Linked DNA regions of Mus musculus: region 2 is linked to region 1. The links are chromatin contacts, found by Hi-C or POLR2A ChIA-PET in ENCODE. All regions are on one chromosome and are shown on one strand. Each heading gives the region's core, a stretch centred on a gene start or an enhancer-like site at or near the end of the contact. The rest is flanking DNA. Distances are from core to core; before and after follow the strand shown.

Region 1 (2,700 bases), core at 93-2,592:
AGGATCACAAGGGCATTCCTACACTGCTCACCTGACCTTGTCTTTTCTTCCTCGTCTTCTTCCTTCCTTTCCTCCTGCTCCTCCACCACCTCTACCTCCTTCTCTTCTTCCTTTCCCTCTGTTCTAACTCAGATCATCAAGCGTGCAAGGCAAGCTCTTTGCCAGCTGAGCTATCTTCCCATCCTGGGAGCTACACTTAGAATCCATTTGTAGGTTACATCTACTCTATACTACCCAAAGTTACAGTGTTGGATGGTATAGAATTCTGTTGGTTGGTGTAAGCATTCTCATAAAATAATACATGCAACAGAAATGTTATCCGTTCCCTGAAAGAATGACATGATCAATTTAAAATGCATTTGGATTATATTTGGAAGCTCATACGCAGTGTCCCTGAAGCACAAAGCTAGATTTTCTTTCTAAATATGGGCATCATGGTGTAGGAGAATCTGATGTCTCAGCTAAGACCCAAAGCATGTGGGAGACCTAGTCAGGCAAAACGAGGGGGAAAACATTTTGAGCAGATGAAAATGTGACAGGAAAGTAGCTTCGTGCATCTATTTTTGTGTTTTATGAGAGTCTGAAGACACTCAGTACTTACGATACTGTTCCAATCACTTGTGTGTTCTGCTGTCAGATGCTAAGCTTTATAATGGCAGAATACACAGTAACTGTCCAATAAATGCTTGTGTAATAAGTGAGCTCGGCTGACAGAGTGAATGAGCGGGTGCATAATGAGAACGCCAGCAGTAAGACACGGGGTAGAACAGAAAGCCATGCTGGAATGTAGATGGAAACTGGAGACATTCTGTACTGGGAGAAGAGAGAAAAGGGCAGTATGGGAAGAGGTGGGTGAGGAACAGCTGAAAGGCCCCGGAGGGTTGGCTGTGTTTAGAGGAACTTAGCCCTTCCTTCAAAACACTAATCAATTACTCTTTGAGAAGTTAATGCAAGACTCTTCTGCACTGTTAACCTGCTTCCCTGCTGCTGTCTTCAAACCTGAAAGTTTATTTTTGGTGGCTTCTATTCCTAGAGATTTACAGAGGTTTTGCATGGGCATAAAGCGCATCTTCCGTTCAGCACTTTCTTTTGGACCGTTAGAGGGATCTAATGTCCACATTCTCCGTGAAAGGGTTTTGTTTTTTTCCATCTCAAATCTGCAAGATTGCTTCAGTCTTTCCTCATTGGAAGATGAAAACCTATTCCAAATGTTGGACCTGCAAAGAAAAATTCCCTTCACACAGCTGTTTTTATTATTCTGAGCCATGTGATTTGATTTCAGTCAGCACAGTTTGGGGTTTGTTTCAAAGTTCTAACTGTGATGATTAACATAGGGACAATTGAAGCCTCCATTCTCTCTGCTCTCAGCCTGGTGATGCATCTCTGGCAGAGGACAATAGTCACTCTTGTACTCAGGACTTCAGCAGGGCGGCAGAAGCATTTGACTCCAGCTAGATTGCAGCAACAGGCTGAGATACGCTCCCAGGCATATTCCTCCAGTTTGGTCCAGAGCATTGGAATGACCTGGCGTGCTTCTTATAAGAACACTTCCCAGGCTTCTCTCGTAGTCTTGGGATCAGAGTACCTCTGGATGACTAATTTGTCCAGAGAAGAAGAAGGCTAAAGCTTCAGAGTTCAGAGCAGATGTGTAGGGAGGCCTCGATGTGTATTCTTGCTACTTCTTCTTGTAAAAGGCAAACAAAGACAAAACAAAGCCTATAAACCAAAAGGCCAAGAACCTATAAATTGACTAATTATACTTGTATATATTTATAGGGTACAATGTAATGTTAAGATTTATAAATAGGTAGCATAATTAAATCAAGCTAATTAACCGCTCTCACCTCAAATAATCATCAATCTTTATGGGGAGAACATTAGAAAGTTATACTCTTAGCAATTTTAAAATATGTAATATTCTATTATAAACTATACTATTGTGCAATGGGAACTTTTAAAAACCTATTCTTCCTTCTAATTAATGTCTTTTGTTCCCTTTGGCCATTATCGCCTCTGTCACCACCATGGTACTCTTGATTTCTATAAGTTTGGTTCTTTTATACTTTACTATGTAACTAATAACTGGTGGCATCTTTTTTCACATACCAGGTTTATTTCACTTAGCCTAATTCTCCAGTTCTATTCATGCTTCACAAAGAGTGGAATTCTGGGGTATTTTTTAAAGATACATAATAACCTATTGTGCTTATAGGCCAATATTTTCTTTGTTCATTCAGAAGTGATTCTGTATTTGGCTACCATGAATTGTGTGGCAATTAATATATGAATGCAAACTTCTTTTAACAAACCGATTTCAAGTCTTCTGGGGATATATCCAAAAGTAAGATTGCTGCATCTTTTTGGTAGTTACACGTCTATATTTTTCAGATGTCGCCACAGTCTTTCATAATTACTGTGTTAGTTAACATCCCCACCAATACTTCTTAAATATATTGTTTACTTAGGTAAAAAGTGAAGTAATAGTAGAAATTAGCCTAAGATGAGTGCTGAAGGAAGAAAGACAGTTCCAGGGTTTAAGTGAAGCCCTGGATTCTGCCATTGAACTATCTGAACCAAACCAAGGGTTTTTTTTTTTTTTTTTGTGTGTGTGTGTGTGTGTGTTTGTTTGTTTTTGTTTTTGTTTTTTGTTTTTTTGTTTTTTGTTTTGGTTTTTCGAGACAGGGTTTCTCTGTATAGCCC
Region 2 (2,700 bases), core at 110-2,609, 42 kb before region 1:
ATTAGGGTAGTCATACAAAAACACACAAGAAAACTCACAAAGGAAGAAACTACCACAATATGCAACAAAATTTTGAAATTCAGGAAACTATATTGAAATCACAAGGCAACATGCTTTCAAGATATCAAACTCCTATCTCAGTTAACAAATATTAATGACCCAACTTTCTTTCATACAGTGGAAAGTCATGGTGTTCACTGAATGCCTCTTTGCAACTTGACACTACTAAATCTAATGTTAAAACTACAATTCTATATGAAATAGTTCTTCAATTGCTCATATTTTCATCTAGATGCCTGTTTTTTTTTTAAGACCCATTTTACCACACTGGTGCAATGCTAACACATGCTAGCAGGTATTCACAAATATGAAGCCCGAGACTAGAGCTATAAAGGAGTCATGGTGGAGGTGAAGGCATAGAAAAGCCCAGCAGAAAAAAAAATGCTAATTGATGAGTGTTTTCCTTCTGGAAACATGCTTTAGCGACACAGCATTTGAAGTCATGAACCATCCAAGCACAACCCATGAGCAAGAACGATCATGAGCAATGAGTGGAAGGCATAAATGTCTATAAGATGGAAATGAATTGGCACTGGTTATCAAGCAGCACCAGAAGCTTTGGGTTCTCACTGAGAAAGGTAGAAGTCCAAGAAGCAGAGATCACTGCCATCTTTTAAGGGTGGGAAGAAACCAGGGAGTAACTACCACCGAGCAGTCCAATGAAGCCTAAACTGTACGGAGCACAAGAGAGATGCCAGGGACTAGAGAAAGGCACACACAGGGCGAGACGGAAGAAGGATGCGCAGTGCACTGACTGGGTCCCTGAAACGGTGTGCGTAAAGGATATGGGTGTGGGTCGGGGGTAACCTAGGAGCCCACCCTTCCTCTCCCTGCAACAGAGCAACAGAGGGTAAAAGAAGGGGGGAGGGTGAAAAGCAAGAATGACTCATAGCCGAAAGGAAGTGCTCAAGCCATGGGAAGCATGCTACGGGAGATTTCTGAGCCAGCGCTGTGAGGGACTGGGTGCTCCGGGTGATGGAGGTTGGGGAAAAAACAAACAAACAAACAAACAAACAAACAAAAAACCCCAACGTCTGGCAGTCGCTGCTGCTCGCCGGTAAGATGAGGGTGTGGGGGGTTCGCAGCAGCCTGAGTGCCAAGGCCTGGGAAGAGGCGCGGCGCGTGCGCAGTGGCGTTCGGCGGGACCCGCTGAGGCAAAGCGGAGCCGCAGTGACAGAAGCTGGGAGCTGCCGCCTGGAGGGACTCACCGAGGCGCAAGGGCTGGAGGTGGTGCTGGGGGTAGGCGACCGCTGGACCGTGACCAAAGCCATCTAGGTGCTGCTGGGTTGTTCCGGGCAGGGCATTCTCGTCCTGAGTGTGGGGGGCGGGAGGGTGACGGAGCCGGGATGGGGGACGATGGGTGAGGCGTAGGGACGAGGGAAACGGAGAGGGAGATGAAGCCGCGGGAACGGCCTCGGGCTCCGCACCCACCACCGGACTCTCTCGCCTACTGACGCGCCGAACGGGCGGCGGGCGGGCAGGCGGGCGGTTCGGCAGCTGCGGGGCACAATGAGCGCTCCCAGTGCGCAGGCGCCACCTGTCAGCAACCGCCTCTCCCCTCGGCGCGCGCCGCCGCGGCGGCGTAACCCTTAAGTTGCCGGAAGCGGGCGGGCAGGCTGCGTGCGCCGCGCCTCGGGCCGCCGTCCCCTCCCGGGTCAGCTCTCGAGCCCTACTGCTGCCCCTGCGGCTCTGTCTGTCCCCGCTGCGCGGCGTGGGGCGAGCTGGCCAAGGAGCCCTGGAAGGCAGCCAGCCAACCGAGGGTCCTGATCTGGGGGTGGGGGTCGGTGGGAGAGCCGCTAATCCTCACTCCAGAAAGACAACCATTTTATGAGTGGGGCGCGCAACCTTAGAGAAAAACTGAGGCGAAAATCCTGAGGCGAACACGTTTTCTAGTGGAAAAGGGCTCCGCAGGTGCTATAGACGCTTTCTCTGGGCTAGACCCGGGAGACCAGCCCTCCTGCTTGGACCTGGCCCTCAAGAGGGCTCCGTCTTAATGAGCTTCCCCACCCTCCTCATCATAAAGGGCCTCAGGGTTAACGACCAGACTTTTCCTAAGAAAGATTTTTCCCCCCGGTGGTAAACACTGGAAACTTCGTAGTAGCCTCAGGCTTCCTTCCTCTACAACCTGCCTAAAGTCAGTCACTGTACCTGAGATGCTGAGGGAAGGGGCGGGCACAGAGAGCTGGACCCTGAGTTGGAAAGCTCCAACCTGCTATTTTTTTTTTAAAACCTCTCAATTGCTTCCTACTGTGAAGATCTCCACTAAACAAAGATCTTTTGATCATTGAGCTTTTTTTCTTTCCCCCATAAATTTGACTATTTCATAAATGCAAGTGAAAATGTAGAATTAAAATATTTTAAAGGAAGACATTTCTAAATGGTAAACTGCCAACATCAACCAAGCATGTAATGGAAAAATCAAGACTAAAAAGAAAAGGAAAAGTCACGCAGTGCAACCCGTTGATATATTTACACAGAGATAGTTGAGGGGATGAACTGGTAAATACCACCATCCATATCAAAGCTGTAGAAAACACTCACTTATGGACTCCAGTTTCTAAAGCCCACCTCTTTCTGTTTGTCACTCAAACAATCTTGGATCTCATTGCTCCTTTTAAACTGATAGGGCTGTCATAAGCT

Evidence for each region. A loop is a pair of places that touch in the nucleus more often than their neighbours do. ChIA-PET counts read pairs that join two places held with the same protein, here RNA polymerase II (POLR2A).
Region 2: a map of left cerebral cortex shows a loop between it and region 1 (2.6-fold over the local background). The contact joins the promoter of Ssh2 here to the enhancer-like site in region 1. A Hi-C loop is called at or near these places in 1 of 37 maps with a recorded cell type or tissue (left cerebral cortex). POLR2A ChIA-PET finds 5 or more read pairs at or near these places in 1 of 5 experiments (Patski).

The regions. Positions count from the first base shown.
Region 1 is chr11:77,172,617-77,175,316 of GRCm38, reverse strand. All of the region lies in intron 1 of Efcab5 (EF-hand calcium binding domain 5), which reads left to right. Among named protein-coding and RNA genes, the nearest start is that of Efcab5, 15 kb to the left of the region's middle. Within about 2 kb of position 1,342, at least 1 of the 3 ENCODE cell types and tissues checked has a DNase peak (open chromatin) inside an H3K27ac peak, as active enhancers do; it is left cerebral cortex, where a contact is called at or near this core.
Region 2 is chr11:77,215,084-77,217,783 of GRCm38, reverse strand. Ssh2 (slingshot protein phosphatase 2) reads right to left here and starts at 1,359. Exons shown (of 15, transcript NM_177710.4): 1 at 1,269-1,359. The coding sequence starts at 1,331. It also overlaps a transcript of Efcab5 not described here.